Linked DNA regions of Homo sapiens: region 2 is linked to region 1. A link is an interaction called in ENCODE POLR2A ChIA-PET data of the cell type or tissue named here. Cell type or tissue: GM12878. All regions are shown on one strand. Each heading gives the region's core, and the rest is flanking DNA. Links, peaks and the distances in the headings are about the cores only.

What was found. Peaks named below come from ENCODE experiments on the same cell type or tissue, not always from the same donor. Only the 100,000 strongest peaks of a DNase experiment are listed, where the experiment ranks them.
Region 2: POLR2A ChIA-PET joins it to region 1 with 7 read pairs; 7 of 35 experiments call an interaction of 5 or more read pairs at or near these places.

What each region holds. Positions count from the first base shown.
Region 1 is chr1:155,464,484-155,469,483 of GRCh38, reverse strand. All of the region lies in intron 3 of ASH1L (ASH1 like histone lysine methyltransferase), which reads left to right. Among named protein-coding and RNA genes, the nearest start is that of ASH1L-AS1, 95 kb to the left of the region's middle. In GM12878, for the core only: no CTCF peak of the experiment used is centred there; DNase peaks (open chromatin) are centred at 2,773 and 3,017; H3K27ac peaks cover 2,358 bases.
Region 2 is chr1:155,551,402-155,559,471 of GRCh38, reverse strand. All of the region lies in intron 1 of ASH1L (ASH1 like histone lysine methyltransferase), which reads left to right. Among named protein-coding and RNA genes, the nearest start is that of ASH1L-AS1, 6.6 kb to the left of the region's middle. In GM12878, for the core only: no CTCF peak of the experiment used is centred there; no DNase peak of the experiment used is centred there; H3K4me3 peaks cover 87 bases.

The sequences.
Region 1 (5,000 bases), core at 1-5,000:
TGGGTGGACGTGGTGGCTCACGCCTGTAATCCCAGAACTTTGGGAGGCTGAGGCGGGCAGATCACCTGAGGTCGGGAGTTCAAGGCCAGCCTTACCAACATGACGAAACCCCATCTCTACTAAAAATACAAATAATAGCCGGACGTGGTGGCACATGCCTATAATCCCAGCTATTCAGGAGGCTGAGGCAGGAGAATTGCTTGAACCTGGGAAGTGGAGGTTGTGGTGAGCTGAGATCACGCCATTGCACTCCAGCCTGGGCAAGGAGAGAAACTCCGTCTCAAAAAAAAAAAATTAATTAATTAAAAAAAAGAGTGTCAAGTGTTATGGGAGATTGGTTAGGTAAGTACTGAAAGTGGATGATTGGCTTTGGCGGTTAGTTTGTCTTGTGTCTGAGAGCCATTTGTATAGTGGCAAATGTTAGATTTCTGGAGGCTGAGGAATGGAAGTTAGGAAATGCAGACAATTAAAATTCTTACACCTTTACATTTTGCTATTTTTTCCTCAGTGTTTTCTTTTGTAGCACTTCTGACTGGTTTATTATTTGCTTTTTCCTTACAATGACATTGTTATTCTATAGCATTCTGTTGAAGATGTAATTACATTTTCTCAATCTGTGATGTCAGGTTGCTTTTTGAAGTATAAAGGTTTAAGAAATACATAATTACATATGATTTTTAAGTGATCTTCTCGGTCTTCAGTTGATTTTTTCCATATATAAATTTAAGGTAGATTCATTTTACATTTGGTATCATGTTAAAATGCTCCCAAAACTACCTACTGTATAATAGGTATTGCAATATTGTTGATCACCTTCAGGATATTATTATCCTGAAATGTCTCCCAGTGGTCCAAGCTGGGACAGTTTGAGCAACAAAATAAATATGAGAGGATTGGATTATAACCTAAAAAATAAAGTCAATATCTATAAATCCATGTTGATTTAAATAAATGATTGACTAAATAAATACTTGGCAGAAAAGAAGCAAATCTTCCTTACAGAAAAATTCCAAATAATATATGTAGAACACACTTTCAGGAGGTGGAACTTAATTTACCTCTTCTTGAATATGGACTGGACTGCTGACTTTTAAAGAACAGAGTATGAAGAGGGAAAAGCAGTAACTTTACAGTGAAGAGGCCTGGCAGACAGCACCTTAACCAAGTTCAAGGTTAACTTCACCAATGATAAGGCATGGTGATATCATGTACTCTCTGATAGAATGTGTTAAATCTAAGCAGAAAAAAAAAATAATAATAATAATAAAGGGCATTCTACAAATACTTGACCAGTACTAAAAAGTATCAAGGACCTGAAAAAACAAGGAAAGTCTGAGAAGCTTTTACAGAACAGAGAAGACTAAGGAGACATGACAACTAAATACAATGTGATATCCCAGATTGACAGTGAAAAAAGGACATGAGTGGAAAAAAATTGGCTAAATCTAAACAAAGTCTGGAATTTTGTTAATAGTATTATTCCAATATTAATTTCTTGGTTGTGACAAATGTACTGTAGTTATGTAAGATGTTAACATTGGGGGATGTTGGGTAAAGGACATACGAGTATTCTCTGTACTATCTTTGTAACTTTTATGTAAATCTGAATTTATTCCAGAATAATGAGTTTTTTTAATACAGCAGAATACAAATTGTTAAGTAAAACATATCTCAAACTGATAATTGATGAAATAAGAAATAAAGGTTATTTACTATTTGTATTGAGTGGATTCCTCATAAGTGTTGGTTGGGGGTAAAACAGGCATATTTGATAAATCATGTTGATATAAATTTCAGGAAAAATAAATGAAACCAGATTAGGGACACTGGAATGTGTAGCTTGGACCAAGGCATTTAACCCTTCTCTCCTTGTTTCAAAAATGGGGAATCAAACTGACTTATCACTTTGAGCATTTTTAAAGTAAACAAGTATATTCACTGTAAAATTAAATCTTATGAAGACTTAAAAGGAATAACAGCTATAATCACTTTTATAAATTATGTGCATATGGTAGTTAGCTTATTTTTCTAACATATACTGTTCTGTACTGTACAGACTAACAGCTATAAAATCAGCTTGATGCAAGTGAAATTACAGTAAAATTACACACTTAAGTAAGGCCAGGTTTCCTGGTTTCTCCCAATCCTGATAGTGATTCTATTTAATTTATGTATGTATGTTAGGTAGACATGAAATAGGTCTCATGGGCAAGAGTTTCTGACTTGGATGAGCAAGAGTTTCTGACCTGGAATGTCAGTTATTTCATCCCTGTTTTTCAGCATATGTGACTCATGGCTGGCTACACATGACAGAACTTACAAACCTGGATTCTAAAATTGGCAGAGCAGTAGAATGGAGTATTTTCATTTAGCATTTATAGCTTACAAGTCATAGAACAAGCAGACAATGGAACATTATTATAAATGATTTACTACATGTAAATTATATACATTATTTGGTGCATTCAGTGATGATGAATATTTTGTCCTCCAAGAATAAGTGAGGCTTAAACCTTTTTTTTTTGGAAAAAGTATATTCACTGTACAAGCATATAGATTGAAGCAAAGAATACTGAGTTTTCTCTTTAACTGAAGAGTATAAGCTTTGATCAGAATATACTGATCTCAAACAATTTCTCTAGTGCTGTTTATAAGACACACCTATGCAACAGTTAGAAGGAATAAGTTCAGATGTTCAGTAGCAGGGTGGGGTGACTATAGGTGACAGCACAATATTGTGTTTTTCAAAAATAGCTAGAAGAGAGGACTTGAAATGTTCCTGACACAGAAATCATAACTACGCAAGGTGATGGATACCCAAAATACTCTGACCTGATTCTTATACATTCTATACATGTAACAAAATATCACATGTACCCAATAAATATGTACAACTATTATGTATCAATTTTAAAAAGATTTAAAACATGATAGAAAAAAGATATGCCTATAAAGGAAGTGTGAACCTACAGAGATGAAAGAAAATTGTTTGTGGTGTGGTTAGTGCAGTTAGGGGAATTTCCAGAAGAATTCCATTTCAGTGAATGATGTCATTTGGGCATTATGAAAAATAGCCTAGTTAGAGAAAAAAACAGAGTTTTTGTTTTGTTTTGTTTTGTTTTGTTTTTTTGAGACGGGGTCTCACTCTGTCGCCCAGGCTGGAGTACAGTGGTGCTATCTTGGCTTACTGCAAGCTCTGCCTCCCGGGTTCATGCCATTCTCCTGCCTCAGCCTCCCAAGTAGCTGGGACTACAGGTGCCCGCCACCACGCCTGGCTAATTTTTTGTATTTTTAGTAGAGACGGGGTTTCACCGTGTTAGCCAAGATGGTCTCAATCTCCTGACCTCGTGATCTGCCTGCCTCGGCCTTCCAAAGTGCTGGGATTACAGACATGAGCCACAGCGCCCGGCCAAAACAGACTTTATAGCTTAAAAATCGCCAGAACAGGCTCTGAGTCATACTCTCTTGTAGTGCATTTAGTTGGTGCATCAGATAAAATGTATTGCTTTCTGTATTTCCCACAATTGAAAACAGCTGTTTTTATTGTGGACCCAGCTTTTACCTTAGCATTCAGCTCATTCACAAGAAGGTTCCAAGGTGGCTATCAACTGTGAACCATACCAAAGGATTCAGAACTTGAATCTGGGAACAAAAAAAATCTTGACCAGAAGTTCTCAAATAGTTTGATATTTTATGTTCATATTCCTTTACTATGGTAGCCATTTTTATTACAACCAATTTTGGTTCAGTCGTTGTTTAACACACATTCCCAAATAGCTTTGACTTATAAATAATGAAAGAAGAGAAATCTTTTTTAAAACTAAACTTTTGTAACAATTTAATTTTGGTGGGAAGGAACAATTTCAGTGTTAGAAACTTTTAAAGTAAATTATTTTAAAATCGATAATATCTTAGAACTGACTACTGCATAGCATTCTTCCAAATTAGCATACTTAATTTATTTTTCTGTAATTCACCCAAAGATATTTCTAGCATTGCAAACATCAAACATTCCACTCATATAAATGATTTCTTAGTTACTTGTGTCTTTAGTGTTGATCTCCAGAGTGTGACTAAAATTCATACTATATTAAGTTATAAAAGCTTTAATAGTGAACTTAGGCTAAAGAAACATATGTTTTGTCCAACCAACTATTGATTTAATTCACTGTTTTTTTTTTTTTTTTTTTTTTTGCTAATTTGTATTTGGCACCAGGGAAATTCCTTGTTTTTCTAGGCTAGGATGCTCAGGGCTTCAATGAGTAGTTAGTTGAATCTTTATTCTCATGATTTCTTTGGGATGCCTCCACCACTGCAGACACTATTATCAGTGAGAATTTTATCTATTCTGCTATCTTTGCCTGTTTTACTGTCTTCACACCCAGGCATCTGTAAAAGTAGCATTACTTTTATATCTTTGGTTTGTTTTAGTTCCTCCAGTGGAAATGTCAATCAAGATTTTTTGTGGCAAATCAATTTGAAAACAGGTTCTTGGTTTCTGCTCATTTTCTGTTTATTATAAAGATTTTCATAATCTTATTTCTTTATGATCCAGTTATGTTCTTTTTTTACTTTTTCAACTTTGACAGTTTGTATCCCTGATTTCATCTTACAGTTTTGCTGTAAAAGCACTACCTTTCCCCTCTTGTTTAAATTGGCAAAAATGTTTCTGTAAATCCTGTCTTTATCTTCAAAAGTTCATCAAATACTGGCCAAATAAAATCCAGAGAGTCTATAATTAAAATCACTTCCAAGGTTCCTTCACATTTGCAAGTTTGGTTTTAATTCTTAATTTTCTCTGTATTATTCCAATTTATGGTATTCTCTTTTTCTGTCTTCCTCTTTACTAGTAGTCTGCCTTGTTTACATGAGGGCCTTTATTTCCAACGGAAGAAAAACTATTTCCCTTAATAATCTACTTATATTTATTCTGAAATCCAATTTTATTTAGGTACTTTTTTTTTTTGCAGCTTGCCTATAATTTCTACTTCCTGCATTTA
Region 2 (8,070 bases), core at 420-5,419, 90 kb before region 1:
CCTCTGCCTCCTGGGTTCAAGTGACTCTCCTGCCTCAGCCTCCCGAGTAGCTGGGATTACAGGCATGTGCCACCATGCCCTGCTAATTTTGTATTTTTAGTAGAGACAGCGTTTCTCCATGTTGGTCAGGCTGGTCTGGAACTCCTGACAGATGATCCACCCGCCTCGGCCTCCCAAAGTGCTGAGATTACAGGGGTGAGCCACCGCGCCCGGCCTCATCTGGTGTTTTTGTATAAAGGAACTATTGGTTTGAGAAGAAGGCAAACATTTATATTTCTTACCTTCTTTTGGGATATATTTCTACAGTGCGTTTATGTAAAAAGGTTTTGATGTCGCTGGGCATGGTGGCTCTCACTTGTAATCACTTTGGGATGCTGAAGAGGGTGGCTCACCAGAGGTCAGGAGTTTGAGACCAGCCTGGCCAACGTGGCAAAACCCCGTCTCTACTAAAAGTACAAAAATTAGCCAGGCATGGTGTGTGTGCCGGTAGTCCCAGCCAGTTGGGATGCTGAGGCAGGAGGATCTCTTGAATCCCTGAAGTGGAGGTTGCAGTGAGCCGAGATCCACCACTGTACGCCAGCCTGGACGACAGAGTGACTCTCTCAAAAAAAAAAAAAAAAGAAAAGAAAAAGGGGCCTAGGGCCTGGCATAGTGGGTTATCCCTATGATCCCAGTGCTTTGGGAGGCTGAGCCAGGAGGATCACTTGTGCCCAGGAGTTTGATACCAGCCTGGCCAACATAGGAAGACCCCATTTCTACAGAAAGTTAAAAAATTAGAATGAACACCTGCAGTCCTAGCTACTCTGGAGGCTGAGACAGGGGAATTACTTGACCCAGGAGTTGGAAGCTGCTGTGAGCTATGGTGGTGCTACTGCACTCCAGCCTGGGCAATAGCGTGAAACACTGTCTCTTTAAAAAAAGGAAAAGGATTTTCATGTTCTACTCTTGAGTTATATTGTGAAATAGAATACAGCACATCACTTTTTAAATTTTTTTTTTTGAGAGAGAGTTTCGCTCTTGTTGTCCAGCCTAGAGTGCAACAGCGCGATCTCAGCTCGCTGCAACCTCTGCCTCCTGGGTTCAAGGGATTCTCCTGCCTCAGCCTCCCCAATAGCTGGGATTACAGGTGTGTGCCACCACGCCCGGCTATTTTTTATGTATTTTTAGTAAAGACAGGGTTTTGCCATGTTGGTCAGGCTGGTCTCAAACTCCTGACCTCTGGTGATCCACCCGCCTCGGCCTCCCAAAGTGTTGGGATTACAGGTGTGAGCCACCGCACCTGCACATCACTTCTTAATAACTTGCTAGGTACTGTGTCTTTATAGTATTAGCAATTCCACTTGAGTCTTTATTCTGAGTCTTCCTCCATGCTTTATTAATATTGAATTGGCCACCTTCATTTCTGCCCAAGACAATGTGGAAGCACACAGTGGAGAAGTCTTACTATGTGTAAGATTGTGGTGGTGGTGGTCTCCATTTAAAATAACTTTGTATTGCTATTTGAATAATGTGTATTGATCTGAGTCTTTTAAAGGTAGTATACAACCTCACTATAATCTGCTGTGAGATCTGCTTAGGCCAGCCTTTTCAGCAGCATGTAGTATTTTAAACCTGGGTGCCGCAAGAGGTGGAAATGCAACTAGTTCATTTTTGTTTTGTTTTGAGGTATGCTGCTAGTTTCTGTTATCATTTTCCTTAAAATTAATTTTAGTGTTTTTTCATTTATATTTTTTCATATGAAGAGGCTAGATTTTCTTATTGCTTGTCATCATAGTTAATAATAGTCTTATATTTCACGTTTTAGAAATCGCTTTTTTAGTGACTGCCTCATCAGGCCTGTAATTGGCAGAATGTGATATTTATCAAAATTAACTTTAAAATAATGATTTCTAGGCCGGGCGTGGTGGCTCACACCTGTAATCCCAGCACTTTGGGAGGCCGAGGTGGGCGGATCACAAGGTCAGGAGAACGAGACCATCCTGGCTAACATGGTGAAACCCTGTCTCTACCAAAAATACAAAAAAAAAACCCAAAAAACAAAATTAGCCGGGCATGGTGATGGGCACCTGTAGTCCCAGCTTCTCAGGAGGCTGAGGCAGGAGAATGGTGTGAACCTGGGAGGTGGAGCTTGCAGTGAGCCAAGACTGCGCCACTGCACTCCAGCCTGGGTGACAGAGCGAGACTCTGTCTCAAAAAAAAAATAAATAAATAAAATAATGACTTCTAGTGATGACAGAAATTTAACCAATAATCTTACTGCTATTTCAGAGTTGTATTTTTTCATTGAACAGCTAAGTTTTCATGTTTGGAAATCTATGAAATTTTTATTGTAGTATTATATTTGCTTTTCATAGTCTTTAGTCATTTGCCCTCAGACATACACAAGTTGATGACAAGGTTGTATACTTTTTTCCATCTAATTAAAAAAATTTTTTTGAGACAGGGTCTTACTATGTCACCCAGGCTAGGGTGCCGTGGTACGAGCATAACTTACTGCATGCTCTACCTCTTGGGCTCAAGCAGTCCTTCCATTGTCCCAAGTAACTGGGATTACAGGCACATGCCACCACGCCTGGCTAATTTTTAATTTTTTTGTAGCGATGGAGTCTCACCGTGTTGCCCCCACTGGTCTCGAACTTCAGCAGTCCTCCCTCTTCAGACTCCCAAATTGCTGGAATTATAGGCATGAGCTACCACACCTGGGCAATTTTGTTCATTTAAAAATATTTTTGGCCAGGTGCAGTGGCTCACACCTGTCATCCCAGCACTTTGGGAGGCCGAGGTGGGCAGATCACGAGGTCAGGAGTTCGAGACCATCCTGGCTAACGTGGTGAAACCCCGTCTCTACTAAAAATATAAAAAATTAGGCGCAGGTGGCATGTGCCTGTAGTCCCAGCTACTCGGGAGGCTAAGGCAGAAGAATCAGTTGAACCTGGGAGGTGGAGGTTGCAGTGAGCTGAGATCACGCCACTGCACTCCAGCCTGGGTGACAGAGTGAAACTCTGTCTCAAAAAATATATATATATACACATACACACACACACACACACACACACACACACACACACACGTATATATATGTATATTTATATTTATAATTTTTTACAGCTGGGGTCTGGCTGTGTTGCCCAGACTGAACTTGAATTCCCAGGCTCAGTTGATCCTCCCACTTTAGCCACTCAAGTGTTTGGGACCACAGGTATGTGCCACCACATGTATGTGCCACCACATCTGGTTAATTTTTAAATTTTATGTACAGGTAGAGTCTTACTGTGTTGCCCAGGATGGTCTTGAACTCTTGGACTCATGTGGTCCTCCCACCTTGGCCTCCCAAAGTGCTGAGAAATGTGAGCCACAATGCCCAGTCAGCTTTTTATTTCTTTAATGTGGCAAATTGCAAACATATATAGAAATAAAGAGAATAGTATAATGAGCCTTCATGTACTCAACATCCAGCTTCAGCAGTTATCAACACAGTTAACACACTGTTTCCACATCTACCAGCCCCTGTCCCTCCTTCCCCTCTTGCTTATTTTAAAGCAGATCTTCCAGTTATTGTATAATTTCATCCATAAATACTTAAGTATTTAAAAATTCTTTTCACTGTTAAGTGAGGAATTACTCCTTCATAGTTAGGTTTATATAACTTTTAAGTATCTGATCATAGTTGGAACTAAACTACTTACACCATCTACTTCTAATCCATATTACTTATCAGTAGGGAATTCCCTGTGCCAGCTAAGAAGAAATGAGGTAAATAGTTCACATCATTGCTTTTCGATGTTTGCATTGAACATTTAGAACAGTTCCTATGCTATTCAGAATAGCTTATCAGCTTTTTTCAAATGCACAAGAGAGAAACAAAGGGTTTCTTACAGTTTTTTAGTCATAGCGACAAGATGCTAAAAAATGTCTAGTTTTTAGTCCCTAGATTTTCATTTTTTTGTTTTCCATTTTTTTTTTTTTTTTTTTTTTGAGACAGAGTCTCACTCTGTTGCCCAGGCTGGAGTGCAGTGGCGCAATCTCGGCTCACTGCAACCTCTGCCTCCTGGGTTCAAGTGATTCTCCTGCCTCAGCCTCCTGAGTAGCTTGGACTACAGGTGCGAGCCACCATGCCCAGTGAATTTTCGTGTTTTTAGTAGAGACCGGGTTTCACCATGTTGGCCAGGCTGATCTTGAACTCTTGACCTCAAGTGATCAGCCCGCATCGGCCTCCCAAACTGTTGGCATTACAGGTGTGAGCCACTGCACTGGCCTGTGTGTTTAATTTTAAGAGGAAGAAAGTCAAATAACTGTAGGTCAGACTTTAATTCTTTTTTTTTTTTTTTTTGAGACGGTTTCTCACTCTGTCCCCAAAGCTGAAGTGTAGTGGCACGATCTCGGCTCACTGCACCTCTTCCTCCTGAGTTCAAGCGATTCTCCTGTTTGAGCCTCCTGAGTAGCTGGGACTACTGGTGTATGCCACCATGCCCGGCAAATTTTTGTATTTTTAGTAGAGATGGGGTTTCACCATGTTGGCCAGGCTGATCTCTAACTTCTGACCTTCAGGTGATCTGCCCGCTTCAGCCTCCCAAAGTGCTGCGATTACAGGTGTGAGCCACCACACCCAGCTGAGTTTAATTTACTTTAACAAGCCATTCATTTGTTTGTTTTGTATTCATTCATTCCTCACTCCACTGACTAACATTTTTCCAGTGCTTCCACCATACCCATTTCTGTGCTTAGGTGTGGGGAAAAGACATACAGTGTTTTTTTTTGTTTTTGTTTTTGTTTTTTAAATCTCAGATGTAATCCTAGCTCTGTGGGAGGCCAAGGCAGGAGGATTGCTTGAGCCCAGGAGTTTAAGACCAGCCTGGGGGCAACATAAGGAGACCTGGTTACTAAAAAAATAAAAAATTCAGGCTGGGCATGGTGGCTCACGCCTGTAATCCCAGCACTTTGGGAGGACGAGGCGGGTGGATCACCTGAGATTGGGAGTTTGAGACCAGCCTGACCAACATGGAGAAATCCCATCTCTACTAAAAATACAAAATTAGCCCTGTGTGGGGGCACACGCCTTTAATCCCAGCTACTCGGGAGGCTGAGGCAGGAGAATCGCTTGAACCCGAGAGGCAGAGGTTGCAGTGAGCCGAGATTGTGCCATTGCACTCCAGCCTGGGCAAGAAGAGTGAAACTCCGTCTCCAAAACAAAAAGTAAATACATAAATTAAAAAAAAAAAATTCGCCAAGTGTGGTGGCATCCACCTGTGGTCCCAGCTACTTGGGAGGCTGAGGTGAGAGAATCACTTGAGCCTGGGAGATTGAGGCTGCAGTAAACTGTAATCGCACCACTCTACTCCAGCCTGTGTGACAGAGTGAGACCCTGTCTCTAAAGGAAAAAAAAAAAAACTCGGGCCGGGCGCAGTGGCTTACACTTTGAGTGGCTGAGGTGGGCAGATCACGAGGTCAGGAGTTCGAGACCAGCCTGGCCAACATGGTGAAACCCCATCTCCACTAAAAATACAAAAATTAGCCAGGCGTAGTGGCACACGCCTGTAGTCCCAGCTACTCGGGAGGCTGTGGCAGTAGAATTGCTTGAACCTGGGTGGTAGAGGTTGCGGTGAGCCGAGATCTTGCCACTGCACTCCTGCCTGGGTGACAGTGAGATTTCATCTCAAAAAAAAAAAAAAATTCTAATAGGAGGAGCATGTTAACAAACATATTACAGTAATATTATGTAATACATTTGCCTATGTTAACAAACATACTACGATACATACTATGTAATGTTTTTGTCCAAGGTGGGGAAGTTATTCAATCTGTGGTGAGAAAGGAAAGGTTAGGGTGGCTTCCTACAAGTGGGAAGAGCCAGGCTTTAAAGGATAAGTGTGAGACATTCAGACTTAAGAGAGGGCGTTCTAGGTAGAGGGAGATCATCTGCAAACGTATGAACGTATGACACAGCAGGATGAGTGCACTGTAATTTGGATCGGTAAATTTTCAACCCATTCTCTTATGATTTCCTGTGTCTTCAGTGCTATATAAGGTTGGCCTTTGTAATTAGATATCTTCTATCAAATAAAGATGGAAATATGTTCAAAATACTTTTCTTAGACAAAAAACTATTGTTATAAAAGTAATTTCTAGCAAAGATTAATGTCAATAAAATATTTGGTTATATTTTAGTTACTCAGAAAATTTTTACTAGAATGTAACCCACTCAGCATTCTAGTTAATCAGGCCTTGATTATAATAAGTATCTAGCCAGATCTAAAAATGTATAATTAGTTGTCTTAATAATGAATGAATCTCTCAGCATCTGCATTGGTATATTTCCCCTCAATTTGTTGAAAATCCCAAATAGTCATTAAGATCATAGACTCTGAAATCAGATTGATTAGGCTCAGATCTGAGTTTTGCTAACTTATTGACTGTAATTTTGAGCAAAATACTTACAATCTTTGGTTTCCTTGACTGTAAAATATGGTGATATAGTAATGATAATATTTATAGCATAGAGTTGGCGGATTCTACGAGATGATATGTATAATGTGTTTAGCATAATGTGTGCCATGCAGCAAGCAAATAATGTGTATTTGTTATTATTTTAGTTATTTATTTTCTTCATTTCCAAAAAAGAATATAGCAAAGCAGATTACTTCCCTCATAGGTAAGAATATGTAAAATACACTTTTGAAGTGTATATAAGCAATGTCCTTATTTGTATACATATTTTTTCCATTTTCAATTTTTAGCATACTATTTATCTTTTCTCACATGTGAATTCCAATTTCGTATTTTCCCTCTTCATTTTAGCCTAGGTTTTCGTGTTTGGCTTTTTCTTTTTGAGTCAGGGTCTCGCTCTGTTGTCCATGCTGGAGTGCAGTGGTGCGATCTCGGCTCACTGCAAGCTCTGCCTCCCGGGTTCACGCCGTTCTCCTGTTTCAGTCTCCTGAGTAGCTGGGACTACCAGTGCATGACACCACCCTGTTGTAGTTTCTATCAAAACTTCTTTTTGTTTTTTTTGAGACAGAGTCTCACTCTTGTCGGCTAGGCTGGAGTGCAGTGGCGCGATCTCGGCTCACTGCAAACTCCGTCTCCTGGGCTCAAGCAATTCTCCTGCCTCAGCCTCCCGAGTAGCTGGAATTACAGGCATGCGCCACCACGCTCGGCTAATTTTTGTATTTTTAGTAGAGACGGGGTTTCACCATGTTGGCCAGGCTGGTCTTGAACTCCTACCTCAGGTAATCCTCCTGCTTTGGCCTCCCAAAGTGCTGGGATTACAGGCGTGAGCCACTGTGCCCGGCCTTCATATATTTATTTAGTGCTTACTATGTGCCAGGCACTATTCTAGGTACTGGGATACAGTGATGGACAAAACAAGATCCCTGCTTTGCTGTCTTAGGACTTAATAATTTGGGCATTTTCTTTTTTCGATATAGATCTTTTAGTACTGATATAACATACTGTTAGCCAGTATATTACGTGTTGTTCAAGCAAGATTCTTTTTCTTTTTTGACACGGAGTCTCAACCTTTCGCCCAGGCTGGAGTGCAATGGCATGATCTCGGCTCACTGCAATCTCTGCCTCCCAGGTTCAAGTGATTCTCCTGCTTCAGCCTCCCAAGTCACTGGGATTACAGGCGCCCGCCACCACGCCCGGCTAATTTTTTTTTTTTTTTATCTTTAGTAGAGACGGGGTTTCACCATGTTGGCCAGGCTGGTCTTAAATTCTTGACCTTGTGATCCACCTGTCTTAGCCTCCCAAAGTGCTGGGATTACAGGTGTGAGCCAACACTCCTGGCCTGCAAGATTCTTTTTTTTTTTTTTTTTTGAGACGGAGTCTCGCTCTGTCGCCCAGGCTGGAGTGCAGTGGCGGGATCTCGGCTCACTGCAAGCTCCGCCTCCCGGGTTCACGCCATTCTCCTGCCTCAGCCTCCCAAGTAGCTGGGACTACAGGCGCCCGCCACTACGCCCGGCTAATTTTTTGTATTTTTAGTAGAGACGGGGTTTCACCGTTTTAGCCGGGATGGTCTCGATCTCCTGACCTCGTGATCCGCCCGCCTCGGCCTCCCAAAGTGCTGGGATTACA